Linked DNA regions of Homo sapiens: regions 2, 3 and 4 are each linked to region 1. The links are chromatin contacts, found by Hi-C or POLR2A ChIA-PET in ENCODE. All regions are on one chromosome and are shown on one strand. The core of a region is the stretch at or near the end of the contact, and the rest is flanking DNA. Distances in the headings are between cores, read along the strand shown. Region 1 holds the start of C2orf69 (chromosome 2 open reading frame 69). Region 2 holds the start of COQ10B (coenzyme Q10B). Region 3 holds the start of NOP58 (NOP58 ribonucleoprotein). Region 4 holds the start of FZD7 (frizzled class receptor 7).

Region 1 (3,588 bases), core at 405-2,904:
CATGTAGGCCGGGCGCGGTGGCTCACACCTATAATCCCAGCACTTTCAGAGGCCAAGGTGGGCAGATCACTTGAAGTCAGAAGTTCGAGACCAGCCTGTCCAACATGGTGGAACCCCATCTCTACTAAAAATACAAAAATTAGCTCAGTGTGGTAGCGCATGCCTGTAATCCCAGCTACTCGGGAGGCTGAGGCACGAGAATCACTTGAGCCCGGGAGGCGGAGGTTGCAGTGAGTCGAGACTGCGCCACTGCACTCCAGCCTGGGCAACTAAGCAAGACTCCGTCTCAAAAAAACAAAAAAGAGAAACATACCTAGCTATAGTCTAGCTTTACCTGTCTAGAACTTTCTATGATGATGGATTATTTTCTATGATAATGCTATATATCTGTGCTGTCCAATACAGCACACGCAAGCCATCTGTAGCTACTGAGCACTTGAAATGCAGCTAATATGAATAACTGGATTTTTAGTTTTATTTAATTTTAATTAATTCAGATAGCCATATATGGCTAATGGCTACCATATTAGATAATGCAACGTTAGATTAAGACCCAGTTTTCAGGGCAACATAACCACGGATATTTACCTGCAGCTATAAAATAATAAACATAACATGCAAAAGCAAAAGTACAAAAGAGGTGAGCATCAAAACATTGACATGCTTAATAATTATTGTCCCTTTTCTTCCACCCATCCCCACTCTTTTTTAGGGTTACTGGATGTCATACCTTTGTAATGTTTGTTTGGTTTTTAATTACTGCCACCGTTTTCTAAACACTACGTGCTAACTTAATTTGAAAGCCATCGCTCTGTCCCCTGCCCAACACACACACACGGTCCTCTGAGAAACCAAATTATAGAATAAATATACAAGATGCGTGTCACTCCCTGTCTCAAATTCCGCCTCTTGGAAACCTGGACCGACAGCTGGCTCTTTCGAGATCGTAGCCCTCGTCGGACACCTTCCCCATGGGGTTCTATGGACAAAGGGCGCCAAGGGCGTGGAAGGCACGGTTTTGGATTTCGTGGAGTAGAGGAAGAGCCACCCTCAGTGAATGTGTGGGTGTGTTCAGGCAAGGAAAGGAACCAGGCAGCAGCCACGAGGGAAGAATCAGTGACCGCGTACGTATACACGAGAGGAAGGAACAGATACCCAGGCAGGCCCCGAGTTACCTGCACATCCCCAGGGAAATAGAGGACGTGATGCTGGGGCGGCGGCTGCGGCTCCTCCTTCGCTGGGTCCCCGGGGAGGTCCTGCCGCTCCAGTCCCTCCCCGGCCGCCGCCAACAGGAGCAATTCGTTGCTGCGCTGCGGATCGGCTCCAGGCACGGTGGAAAGCTGCAGGCACTGACGGCGGCGCACCTCGGCCGAGAGGGAGCATCGCGCGCCGCCGCTGCCGCCCGGGTTCATGGTTCTGGCCTGAGAGCAGGACGAGGCGTTTCCGATTCCGAGCTGCGGCAGCAGGAGCAGCAACGGCGGCGACCGCAGGAGCCTGAACCCCCACATGGGTCGCCGCCGCGAGAGCGGTTCGGAGGTGGAGGGTGGCGGAGGGGTTCCTGAGGGAGGGACTTCAGCAGGCGGCTCAGCCGGCGGCTCAACGGTCGGCGGCCGCGGCCCGGCCGGGAGCCGGCGCTGAGGCGACGACGTCAGAGGCCGACGTCCGCGCGCAGCGTGCGTAAGGAAAGGAAGGGAGGGGTGTGGGCGAAATCGGTCTTGGGATCCCGGAGAAGACGGTGGGCGTGGCTTGAGGAAGGGCGTTTGTGATTGGTGGGTTCTGCCGCGGCCGGGAAGTTCGAACAGAAGTCTGGGGAAGAGCCGGCGAAGAGCAAAGAGATAATACAGTACTCCCAGCTATAGCAAGCGGCAGTTATGGAGCATGCGCAGCAGCAGGGGCGGCCGCAGGTCGCCGTTCAATAATACGTAATGTATAGACTTTTGAGTATACGAAGCTCCCTGTTTCTCTAGGTTCACCTGAGATTTATCTGGTCTTTCAGGGCTTAAAAGGGAGACATTCCCAAAGAAGATTCCGTGGGAAGTCTCCTACAAGCCCCGAAGGAAGGGAATCTCTCTCCTCATACCTTGAGTTTCCTGAGTACAATTATTATAGATATACGAAGATCTCTGTGCTCATGGAGAATTTGTGGTTAGATATGAAGCTAATTCATCTCTGTTTGGGAACAGGGTACATGATCTAGGACAGGAAAAAAACGGGGCGAGGCAGTACGCTTTACTTGGTGTTTTGCTATTTGGAGGTTTTCAAAAACTAAACAGTGTAGGAAAGTCATGTGTGTCCAGCAACTATCTGTGGCCAGTTGAGTAGGAATAAGATTTGGCGAAATGTATGCTCAGGCCTGTACTCCCAGCACTGTGGGAGGCCGAGGCGGAGGATCACTTGAGTCCAGCAGTTTGAAACCAGCCTGGGCAACATAGGGAGGCCTTGTCTCTACTAAATTTTTTTTTTTAATTAGCCGGGCGTGGTGGTGCATGCCTATAGTCCAAGCTACTGGGAGGGCTGAGATGGGAGATTGGATCGCTTGAGCCCAGGAGTTGTATGCTGCAATGAGTTGTGATCCCACCACTGCACTCCAGCCTGGGCAACAGAAGCAGACCCTGTCTCAAAAAATAAACCAAAAACAAACAAAACAGGGAAATGTGTGCGAGCGAGGATGAGATCCAAGTACTTGTGAGACAAAGCACTGTAAAGAGAATAATTAATGAAAATTACAAAAAACTACAGCCAACATTTGTTGAGGGTTTACTATAGGCCAGAAATCTAAGCACTTTATATATAATTGTTCGGAGTTTATATATGTGTATTTAAGCACACATACTGTTTTCTTTGGTCTACATATGCAAATAATAACAAATGGCTTGGAGTAGGAACATAAATGAGCAAATGATAAAATATGATTTATATATATGTATAGACTTGGTGACTTAGTATGCTAACCTACTCTGGTCTAAATTGTTGCATTCCATCTGACATCAAAATATTGTTATCAATCAAAAATTATTCAATTAATTACTAAGGAAATCTGCCGCTTTCTAAAATAACTGGTTAAAAACAAGTAGAGGTTAGTTATACAATAATTAGTATATAATGACATTTAGGCAACCTGACGTCACTCTGTTTTGCCAATTGCAAACATGTTACTTTCCATTGTTAGATAGAGGATTGCTGAAATGTTATCTAAAAGTCCAAACATGTACATGAATTGCAAATGCAGCTTTTGATTTGTGGTCTTGTTTTTAGCTTGACCTTATAATGAAATCTATTTTTATTTTTAAGTTTATTTTTTTAAGACAAGATCTTGCTTTGTCACCCAGGCTGGAGTGCAGTGGCACAATCTCGGCTCACTGCAATCTCTGCCCCCCAGATTCAAGCGATTCACTTGCCTCAGCCTCCCTAGTAGCTGAGATCACAGGCATGTGCCACCACGCCCGGCTAATTTTTGTATTTTTTTAATAGAGACAGGGTTTCTCCATGTTGACCATGCTGGTTGCGAACTCCTTACTTCAGGTGATCTACCCGCCTCGGCCTCCCAAAGTGCTGGGATTACAGGCAGGAGCCACCATGCCCTGCCTT
Region 2 (3,588 bases), core at 608-3,107, 2.5 Mb after region 1:
GGCAATCCTCCCGCCTCAGCCTCCCAAAGTGTTGGAATTACAGGCATAAGCCACTGCGCCCAGTACCATTCATCTGTTGTTGGACACCTACGTTGATTCTGTATCTTAACTACTGTGAACAGTGCTGAAACCTTTACTTGAAAAAAGATGAGACCTTTGCTTCTAAAGAGGTGAATTGGGTATCTGGTTGACTTTTTACTATATATAAAGGTTCATGTATTTACTGGGAGGCAATACATGAACCTTTGTACCAGGTTCATGTATTGCCTCCCAGCCTACCCAAAAAAATACCCTTACACAATCTGATTACAAGCCTAAGGAAAACACCAGTGTTTAAAGCAAACTAACAGGACATTTTCTGATCAATCTGCATGCTATAGTTACAGTGGCCTGGACAGCACATCTATTTTCATGCACTGCCAGGAATACTATGTCTTAAACTACGATATGAAGATACACACATTCATATATACAGTTAAACCATGAAATGAATACTGGACAACTGGACCACATGGAGAACAGCTTTTTTGTCACTCGTCTTCCAGTACCACTCTCTCATATACTTAAGTATAATAAAGGTCAGAATCTGATGCTTAACATTGGAAATGAACGCAAACTGCCGCCCTCATTATCATAAACAGTATTTATCTTGGAACTGAAGCCTCAATTTGATCATTAAAGCAACTGTATTTTTCTCAAAAGTAAGTGTTATTTGCAAGACAACATTTTATAAGAGTAATACAAACAGATCTCAAGTATGATGGCGTTATTCTGCTTGAAACTACTTTTTGAGGTTATTTCCTAAAGCAGGAGTAATTTTATGATTTTGTTTGTCTCATCCAACATTTGTCTAAAGGGATTTGGATTTGGTAAGGTTGTTGGTGTTTTTAAAAATTCTTCATTGAATCTTTTTTTAAAAAAATTATTTCCTTGTTTCCAGTAGGGTCGGATCTTCATTTAATCTAAATGTCCTGGGGCTCAACTAGATTTGTGTTTTCTCTCCCCACCTCGTATTTTGTACACCTGAATTCATTTTAAACACACTAACTTTAATTTTCAAGAATATTACAATGTTATTAGTAAAAGGAAACTAAGTCGTACAAGTATGGTATCCGTGTCCCGACCTCCATCTCCACCCCCACCTACCAAAAAATGAACCAACCAGGAAAATCGAAAGCTGACTATGCTTCAAGGTTACAGGACCTGTAAGTTACAGCAGAGTGAAAAAATCCAAGTCCCTTATGCTGGCTGTATTTAGTTTTGTAAACACTAAATGGCGAGGGCAAAGCACTCTTTCAGAAATTGGGAAAACGCATCTGACCATCTGGCAGGTAGAAGGAACCGGAGAAGGGGGCTCACCGCCAAACACAAACTCCCATACAGCCAGCAGCCGGCAACCCTTCTGCGCAAAGTTAAAACTTTCCAACAGCAGTAGCAACAAGCCATAGGGGAGGAGACCGGAAGAGCCCAAAGGCACCAATGGCCAAATTGCTTCCAAAGTCGCTTCGCCGATGATTCACCGCCTCTCACGAGGCAAACGAGCCACGAACACAGCCTTGGGCCCAAGGTGATGCGCGCCGCTCTTGAGTCCCTCAGATGCCAAACGCAAAAAAAAGCCTTCTCCTCTAAAGACACGGAAATGCACCGAGTCCGGCTCTGCCTCACCCCCAAATCCTTCCGGTCCCCCAACTCGGCAGCCAAAATCGAAAACTACTCTCGTCTCAGCGCCCCCGCTGTTGATTACCTGCCATTCCGCACGGGCGCCTGCGCCCCGGCCGCTGTCGCCGACTTCGGACGGCATCCCGAGACTACCCTTCTCAAGGCCGTATGACCAGTCCGAGCTGCCATGATAGACTCTCCGAAGCCGGTCGTCACCTCCCGGACCAGCCCTGCAGCACCGCCCTCCTCTGGTCGGGCCCGGAGCCCGGCTCCGGTCTCTTCCAGCCAATGGACTGGCCGCCTGCGCAGCCTGACACGCCCCTTCTTCCCTTCCGGGTTGCACGTCGCTGACACACGCTGACCGTAAACGTTCCCGTCAGCCTGTCGGCCAATCGGAGCTGCGGGCCCGCCAGGACACACCTCTCTCTCCTGACCGACCAATCGCTTTTCCCGTGCGCTCGCGCAATTTGCGTAATACTCAGTGACTGCTCAGTCCACGCCCCGCGCAGGAGCTGTTCCTGGATTAACCAACTGCCTGGTTCTCCTGGGGTCCGCTTCCGGGAGGCTAGTCAGTGAGCCCCACCCCCCCGGGGGCTGCGGGAAGCCCCAGGGCTTGAGTGTTAATTCTGTAACTGTCCGAACCCGTGAGTGCGGAGCCAGACAGGCCACCACTCCTGGCTGCGAAGCCTGGCTGTCAGCGTCCTGCTTGTTAATGATTGTCTAATACAATGCCTGCCTTGCCTATCTCACGGGGTAATTGTGAGGGCAACATAAGGTCCTGTCATTAGGAAAGACTCAGTTATCCAGCAGCAGTTCCGTCTGCCTTCTTCCTGCGTGTCCCACATTTTAATTGGTGTTCTCGTATGATTTGGGTTTCCCTTATTCCATACTAATCAGACGACTTCGCTTTGATTTACTTGTTTTGGTGATCAGTCATCAAGTCCAGACTTCTTGTTCCCTCAGTTTGTTTTCAGGTCTTTACTTAAGGTTTGTGCACCAATAGTTTTCCTGCAAACTGTAAAGTGAGGATGACAATACTACCTATTTAATATAGTTTGGGTGTAAATGAGATTGTTGATTAAATGTAGTCAGATATTTGTGTGGCACCTACTAGATGCTGGAGAAGTGAGCAAAAGTCTTCACTGTCACAGAGCTTATATCCTAGTGGGGGAAAGAAACCAATTAGTATATAGTGCAATGGCAGCTTGTTATATGTCCCATAGACTAAACAGTACAGCAGGGTAAGGAGATGAAGAGGGAGGAATATGGTAGGGTGCTGTTTTATATAGGGTGGTTAGGAGGGGCTCTAAGAGGATGACACTGAACAAAGGCCTAAAATGAAGTGAGGAAGTGAACTCTGATTACTTGGGAGAAAATGGGCCGGGCGCGGTGGCTCACGCCTGTAATCCCAGCACTTTGGGAGGCCGAGGCGGGCGGATCACGAGGTCAGGAGATCGAGACCATCCTGGCTAACACGGTGAAACCCCGTCTCTACTAAAAATACAAAAAATTAGCCGGGCGAGGTGGCGGGCGCCTGTAGTCCCAGCTACTCAGGAGGCTGAGGCAGGAGAATGGCGTGAACCCCAGGGGGCGGAGCCTGCAGTGAGCCGAGATTGCGCCACTGCACTCCAGCCTGGGCGACAGCGAGACTCCGTCTCAAAAAAAAAAAAAAAAAAAAAAAAAGAAAAAAGAAAAAGAAAATGACTTTCAGGTGTATGGAACAGCAAGTGCAGAGGCCCCAGGCAGGAACAATCTTGGCATGCTTTAGGAAGAGCAAGGAGTTTGGAGCACAGTGAGAGGAGGAAAGTGGTAGGAAATAAGGTCAGCGAGGTAGGCAGAGCTTAGTGCCACGGAAGCCATAGTATGCTACCAATTTTTTATTGTATTCTAAGCGTGAAGGAAAGCCATTAGAGTTTGAGTGCAGAACAG
Region 3 (3,588 bases), core at 337-2,836, 2.4 Mb before region 1:
CAGAAGTGAAACATGGAGAACTCTGCACCCATCCAGACTTTCTTGCATCCACACCACAAATGGTTTTTTGGTTCATAGCTAAAATTGTATTACATTTATTTTTACCTAGCGTTTTTGCTTTCTACCAACATATATATATGTAGAATATACATAAAAACTTTATTTTTCATTGCTATATTCACAGACCTCAGAAGAGTTGCACCGCACAAGAAAAGGCACTCAATCTCACTCATTCTTCCTAACATCTCAACAGCATCTTGCGATACGAATGTCTTACCATTCAACCATTTCAGTGCTGACGAACTTGTCAAACTTTCCCCACGAAAACAACCAAACCTCAAACTGACATCACCAGCCCAGATGTTTTCCCCTAAGCTTCAAATCTGAAATACTGAACTGCCCGATCTACACAACTGCATTATCAGGTCTAATAGACAACGCAAGCTTCGCACAGCCCAAACCGGAAATCTTTAGTCCTTCCCCAAGAAACTTTCTTAACATCTTATTTAAACCAAAACCCCACATTCAATCTATTAGCCAGTCCTTCCTGTTCTACCTTCACAATTTCTATCGATATTTGTTTCTCTCCATACCAGGCAATTTCATCTTGTCCAAATGAATGCAAAAGTATTCTTGCTGCCGTTCTTATCTCCTCGAGTCTAATCTCCACACAGCAGAGTAACCGTATTAAGACAAATTAGCAGGTCATTCCTCTGCTTAAATCCTTTCGATTGGCCGAGCACGGTGGCTCACGCCTGTAATCCCAGCACTTTGGGAGGCCGAGGCAGGTGGATCGCTTGAGGTCAGGAGTTCAAGACCAGCCTGGCCAACATGGTGAAACCCCGTCTCTACTAAAAGCAAACAAACAAACAAAAACAACTAGCCAGGCGTGGTGGTGGATGGAGGCCTGTAATCCCAGCTACTCGGGAGGCCAAGGCAGGAGAATCGCTTGAACCCGGGAGACGGAGGTTGCAGTGAGCCAAGATTGCGCCACTGCACTCCAGCATGGGCAACAAGAGCGAAACTCCATCTCAAAAAAAAAAAAAATCTTTCGATCATTCCTCAAAACATCTAGAATAAAGTCCGAATTCCCTATAATCTGTTAAATTCTAACACGCCTCCTGCCCACCCCTTCAACGGGAGGAAATAAAATCCTCTAATGCAGAACGGGTCTCCCCAAACGGCGGGGCCACGTGTTACACGTAACATGGCTCTCAGGTGTAAAGGCCTTCTCCCTCCTCCCAGAGCCCGGGCTATAACAGGCACCCACGCTACTCTGAGTAGTTCCGTGCTTAAGTCTTTCCCTCTCCTCGTCTGTCCAGCATCCGCCTTCCCCCTTTAACGGCTCGCTCTCCCACCTACCTTAAAGATGGCGTAACCCACAGACGTTTCAAACAGCACCAACATGGTGAGGCCGGGTCAGGGCGCCGCACGGCCTGCCAGAAGCTGTAGAGTCAGTTCAAAAACACCGACTACGCGGCCTCAAAAGGCCTCCTAGGCCGCGGCGGGCAAAGCACAAATGCGCTCGCCGTCCCGCAAAGAATCAGAACACGCTGCCTAAACCCTCCACGCTGTACTGGAACTAGGACGCACGAACGCGCTACTCCTTCTCTGAGGATTCTGGGATAGCAACGTCACTTCCGACAGAAGACTGCCGCAGAGATTGCCGTCACTTCCAGAATGTTCCCGCCACAGCGGGCTGGGGCGGGCCGAGAAAGTTTGTATCGCGGGATCTAGGGCCTGAACGGAGCCTTTGCGCCTTTTTTTCTTTTTTCTTTTTTTCTTTTTTGGAGACGGAGTCTCGCTCTGTAACCCAGGCTGGAGTGCAGTGGTGTGATCTCGGCTTACTGCAACCTCCGCCTCCCGGGTTCAAGAAATTCTCCTAGCCGGGCGCAGTGGCTCACGCCTGTAATCCCAGCACTTTGGGAGGCCGAGGCGGGCGGATCACAAGGTCAGGAGATCGATCGAGACCATCCTGGCTAACACGGTGAAACTCCGTCTCTACTAAAAATACAAAAAATTAGCCGGGTGTGGTTGCAGGCGCCTGTAGTCCCAGCTACTCGGGAGGCTGAGGCAGGAGAATGGCCTGAACCCAGGGGGCGGAGCTTGCAGTGAACCAAGATCCTGCCACTGCACTCCAGCCTGGGCGACAGAGCGAGACTCCGTCTCAAAAAAAAAAAAAAAAAAAGAAATTCTCCTGCCTCAGCCTCCCCAGTAGCTGGGACTAGAGGCACACACCACCACGCCCAGCTAATTTTTGTATTTTTAGTAGAGATGGGGTTTCAGCATGTTGGCCAGGATAGTCTCGATCTCTTGACCTCGTGATACGCCCGCCTCGGCCTCCCAAAGTGCTGGGATTACAGGCGTGACCCACTAGGCCCGGCCTTTTTTTTTTTTTTTTTTTTTTTTTTTTTTTTTTTTGAGACAGTCTGGCTGTTGCCCAAGCTGGAGTGCAGTGGCACTATCACGGCTCACTGCAACCTCCAACTCCCAGGCTCAAGCGATCCTCCCACTTCACCCTCCGGAGCAGCTGGGACTACAGGCCTGTGCCACCACACCCAGCTAATTTTTTGTAGAGACAGGGTTTCACGATGTTGCCCAGGCTGGTCTCGGACTCTTGACCTCAAGGGATCCTCCCACCTCGGCCTCCCAAAGTGCTGGGATTACAGGCGTGAGCCACCGCGCCCCGCCACCGCTAGAGATTTAAAGGGGAAAAACTTCACGATATTATTTTGTTAACCCTCTATGAATTATATGTTCACTTTGAGAGAAACGAGGAGCTGTTTCGGTGCCAGTCTGCCTCAGGCATCTAGAATTTGAAATGCCAGCTAGTGCCATTAGACTTTATCCCCTTTCAAGCCCTGCCTTGAGGCGAAGGCCTCAGAATGACACCATTACTGTCACTATATTTGTGAGCATTCCTGGCCGTTCCCTTCTGTCTGGCCAAATGAATTATTAGCACAGTTTTCTTTCAATAAGCCTCTCCTATTTTTGCTGCATTTGTTAAAATGACCCCAGGGTATGAATTTAGAATGTCTTTTTTTTTTTCTTTTTCTTCTTTGTTTTTTTTGAGACGGAGTTTCACTCTTGTTGCCTAGGCTGGAGTGCAGTGGTATGATCTCTGCTTACTGCAACCTCTGCCTCCCGGGTTCAAGCAATTCTCCTGCCTCAGCCTCCCGAGTAGCTGGGATTACAGGCATGTACCACCACGCCTGGCTAATTTTGTATTTTTAGTAGAGATGGGGTTCCTCCATGATGGTCAGGCTTGTCTCGAACTCCTGACCTCAGGTGATCCACCCACCTCGGCTTCCCAAAGTGCTGGGATTACAGGCATGAGCCACTGTGCGGGGCTGAATTTAGACTGTCTTCTTGATTTAGTGTTACTTGCTTTTCTGGAAGCCTTTCAGTCTCAGGGACTGGGATTAAATACCCCAGTTGTTTCACAAGTCTGTCTTCCAACAGGGGTAAAATTTCCTTACTCACTTCCCAGGCCCTATATGCAGATTGTTCCTAATCATTAAATTGCAACCTGCTGGGAGAATTGCTTGAACCCAGGAGGCGGAGGGTGCAGTGAGCCGAGGTGGCACT
Region 4 (3,588 bases), core at 773-3,272, 2.1 Mb before region 1:
ACCCCGCTCAGCAGGTCCCCGTCTACCTGGCCCATGGCCAGGATAGTGATGGTCTTGACGGCGGGCACGGCCCACGCGGCCAGGTGGAAGTACTGCGAGTTGGCCTCGATGGCCTCGTGGCCCCACTTCATGCCGGCCGCCAGGAACCAAGTGAGAGACAGAATGACCCACCAGATGGAGCTGGCCATGCCGAAGAAGTAGAGCACCATGAAGAGGATGGTGCAGCCCTCCTTCTTGGTGCCCTGCGCCACCGTGCGGTAGCCATCGTCCGAGAAGCGCTCCACGCACACGGCGCGGTCCTCTAGAAGGAAGCCGGCCACGTGCGCCACGGCCACCATGAAGTAGCAGCCCGACAGGAAGATGATGGGCCGCTCTGGGTAGCTGAAGCGCCGCATGTCCACCAGGTAGGTGAGAACGGTAAAGAGCGTCGAGGCGCAGCACAGCACGGACCACACGCCCACCCAGAGGCGGGCGAAGCGCCTCTCCTCCTCCTTAAAGTACATCAGGCCGTTGGCACGGCCCGGTTCGCACGGGGCGCCACAATCGCGCTCACCCAGGAAGCGGTAGCCCAGGTACGGGGGCACCTTGAGCTGACGGGGGCATGAGAAGGGGAAGGCGGGACGCCCCCTGCCATCTGAGGCCCCCGGGGGCAGCGCGGTGAAGGGCAGGTCCGGCAGGTAGGGCGCGGTAGGGTAGGCAGTGGGGCCGCCGCCTGGGCCCCCGGAGCCGTCCGACGTGTTCTGGCCCACGCAGATCTCGCCCGCACCGTGCACCGGGAAGTTCTCGCAGCGCAGCCGCTCGGGCCACTGGAAGCCGAACTTGTTCATGAGCGCCTCGCAGCCCTGGCGGGCGCGCTCGCACAGAGAACGACACGGCGGGATGGCCTGATCGAGCACGGTGCACACGGGCGCATACATGGAGCATAAGAAAAAGCGGAGTTCGGGAGAACACTGCACCTTCACCAGCGGGTAGAACTGGTGCACCTCGAGGCCCGCGTCCTCTTGGTTCGTGTGGCCCAGCAGGTTGGGCAGGATGGTCTGGTTGTAGGCGATGTCCGTGCACAGCGGGATGGAGATGGGCTGGCAGAAGCCGTGGTCCGGCACGGAGATGCCCTTCTCTCCGTGGTACGGCTGCGCCCCGGCGCCCGCGGACAGTGCGCCCAGCAGCGCCAGCACCAGGGCACAGAGGCCCAGGGACGAAAGCGGAGCGGCCGCGCCGGGGTCCCGCATCGCCGGCCGCGAGTGCAGCGGTGCTCTCAGCCTGAGGAGTGCGACGAGGCGGTTGGGAGAGGCTTGGATGCGGGGAGGCGCCGCCGCGCCCGACGCATGAGAGTCCTCACGGCGCCGGGGCCGGGCCGTGGGCGGCGTGGAGCAAAGGGCGCTGCCGCCTGGGTGCCCGCGCCGCGAAGGCGCCGCAGACGCCGCCGCCCTGCACTCGCAGGGCCGCCGGGGGCCCAAAACTCGTCAGCCTGGGTTGGGGGCGCCGAGGAGGGCCGCCTCGCTCTCCCCGCGGGGACGTAACGGTGCGGCTCCCTCCGCCGCGAGGAGCAACAAGCGGCTCCGGCACCCTTCAAAGTTTGCCCAAGACTCTGGACCCCCGGCGCACCGCAGCGCGCACGCCCCCCGCGCCTGGTCCGGTCCCCGCTAGGAGAACCCCTGCCGCCGCCGCTCGCTCGCCCCGGCCGCCGCCTCCGCGGTGCTGCCCCGCCTCCTGGCCTCGAGGCTCCGCTCGTCGCCGCCTCCTTCGCCTCCTCCTCCACACCCCGCTCCTTCTTCAGCCCCAAAAGCTCGGCCCCAAGTTTCAGCCAAACGGCCGGCTCTTGCTGAGTCCGATCTCGGCCCCGGAGTCGGGAGCACGGCGAGTTCTTTTTGGAAACCCAGTCACACTGCGTCCGAAACCGCGAGGCGCTCGTGCCCGCGGCCTGGCCCCGGCCCCTCCAGCCCCTCGCAGCCCCAGCAGCGAGTCCTGGCGCCCGCCGCCGCCGCCGCCGCCGCCGCCCGCCGGGAGTGAGCGCCGACTAACGCCTCGGAGTCGCGCTGGTCGCCAGAAGAAGCGTCGGGCTCGCGGGGTTCCGGGCCGGCCCGCCCCCTCCCGTCCCCTCCCGTCCCCTCCCCTCCCCTCCCCTCCCCCCCCATTCACAAACCACTCCGGGGGCGGCCCCAGGCCCCGGCGGCCCAATGGCGGCCTTTGTTTTTTCGGTGGCCGCCTTCGGATTGGGCGGAAGTCGGAAGGGGCGGGCGCGGGAGTGGCGGAGGCGGTGTCCGCGGCGCTCTGGGCGGATTCCTGAGGGGAGGGGCGGGGGACTGGGAGGGAAAAGTTCGGAAAAACTTTTACCCTGAATTCGCTCAGGGACGAAAACGCGCAGAAAGGGAATTTGCTTCAAAGATTTGTTCCTCTTCCTGGTGCACTCAGATGCGCATTCCTGAGCAGGGGCGCCTTCGCCAGCGGCGTTTGAGGGGAGCGAGGACCGCGCAGCGCCCCTTCGGGGAGAGACGTGACCAGGAGTCGCGTTAGGACTGCAAAGGCTGGCTCTGGCGGGGCTTTCGGGTCGCCGGGTCCTCAATGTGGGGTTTGGGACGGGACGAGAAGGGGGTGCGCCTTGCGGATCGCCTCTTTCCCCCCGGACCCAAAGAGTCCACGCGAGGCCACAGTCCCCTCTCCCCTCCCCCGAGTTATAAAAAGGAGGAGGGGCCGCCTCCGAGGAGAAACCCGAGTCGGGCGGAGGGGGCCGAGTGACGGCGGGAGGAAGGACCCCTCGGAGGAAGGGCCCGAAGCAGGGAGAGCGGGGAACCCGGGCTCAGGCCACCCCGCCCGCGCGCACGGCCTGGAGTCTGGGGAACTGGGGTGACTCTAGCGAGGTTTTAAGGAAACGAAGACGGCGTTGGGGAGACTGGTTCTAGAAGTAACCTGAGACCGAGCGCCCAGGAACACTCTGTACGACGCGCCGGGCGTCTCAGTGGCCCCGTGTGCCTTGGTTCTGCGGCGTGTGCCCTTTCGGGATCCCATCTTCGTTGCAGAAGCAACCATTTGATCCTCCATTTAGAATCTGCGTAGGAATGTTTTAATGCGTCTTAGAAACCAGGCTAATTAAAGAGTTTTCAAAACACAAAGCGGGGTTATCCTCGTTCTCGGGTAGCGTTTTCTGATTGGCAAACGTTCTTTTGTTCTCGGTTAAATCTTCGTCTTGAGCCAGGCGCTGGGCGCTCGCGCGCGCTCTCTGGTTACTCCTGCGGGGGTCATAAGTCACCAGGGGGCCTCTCCCCTCTCTCCGGGCTGCCAGGAATATCAGGAATTCCCATGCAGGAAAGTGACATGTTGAGAAGGAAAAGAAAAAAATCAATCAATCAATCTCTCCTCCTCCTCCTCTTTCCTCTGTCTCTCTCTCTCTCTCTCTCACACACACACACACACACACACACACACAGCAATCCTGTGCTTTAAAAAACGTTATTCCTGGCGGAGCCCTTCTGCCTCAGTCCCGGGTGCTGGAGCTCTGAGCGATTTCTGATCAGGTTGAACCTTGGCAGAAGTTGCTGTCTCTGCTGCCTCCCGTGCGCTTCTTCTACAGCAGGAAAAAAACTCATTCTG

What was found. A loop is a pair of places that touch in the nucleus more often than their neighbours do. ChIA-PET counts read pairs that join two places held with the same protein, here RNA polymerase II (POLR2A). Pooled maps may share reads with other maps.
Region 2: a pooled map shows a loop between it and region 1 (12-fold over the local background). The contact joins the promoter of COQ10B here to the promoter of C2orf69 in region 1. A Hi-C loop is called at or near these places in 11 of 50 pooled maps. POLR2A ChIA-PET finds 5 or more read pairs at or near these places in 2 of 52 experiments (AG04449 and CD8-positive, alpha-beta memory T cell).
Region 3: a loop to region 1 is called in a pooled map, with 15 times the contacts of the local background. The contact joins the promoter of NOP58 here to the promoter of C2orf69 in region 1. A Hi-C loop is called at or near these places in 2 of 37 single-sample maps with no recorded cell type and 7 of 50 pooled maps.
Region 4: a loop to region 1 is called in a pooled map, with 6 times the contacts of the local background. The contact joins the promoter of FZD7 here to the promoter of C2orf69 in region 1. A Hi-C loop is called at or near these places in 5 of 50 pooled maps.

Annotation. Positions count from the first base shown.
Region 1 is chr2:199,909,359-199,912,946 of GRCh38, reverse strand. C2orf69 (chromosome 2 open reading frame 69) reads right to left here and starts at 1,654. Exons shown (of 2, transcript NM_153689.6): 1 at 1,176-1,654. The coding sequence starts at 1,508. It overlaps LOC101927687 (a long non-coding RNA gene), which reads left to right and starts at 1,801. Exons shown (of 4, transcript XR_923766.4): 1 at 1,801-1,922. RefSeq lists an enhancer at 1,333-1,522.
Region 2 is chr2:197,451,821-197,455,408 of GRCh38, reverse strand. COQ10B (coenzyme Q10B) reads right to left here and starts at 1,857. Exons shown (of 5, transcript NM_025147.5): 1 at 1,745-1,857. The coding sequence starts at 1,848. RefSeq lists enhancers at 1,335-1,384, 1,585-1,634, 1,655-2,134, 1,579-2,195, 2,255-2,324 and 1 more.
Region 3 is chr2:202,263,761-202,267,348 of GRCh38, reverse strand. NOP58 (NOP58 ribonucleoprotein) reads right to left here and starts at 1,586. Exons shown (of 15, transcript NM_015934.5): 1 at 1,363-1,586. The coding sequence starts at 1,407.
Region 4 is chr2:202,032,289-202,035,876 of GRCh38, reverse strand. FZD7 (frizzled class receptor 7) reads right to left here and starts at 2,022. Exons shown (of 1, transcript NM_003507.2): 1 at 1-2,022. The coding sequence starts at 1,229. RefSeq lists enhancers at 981-1,100, 298-1,138 and silencers at 1,701-1,780, 1,891-2,440.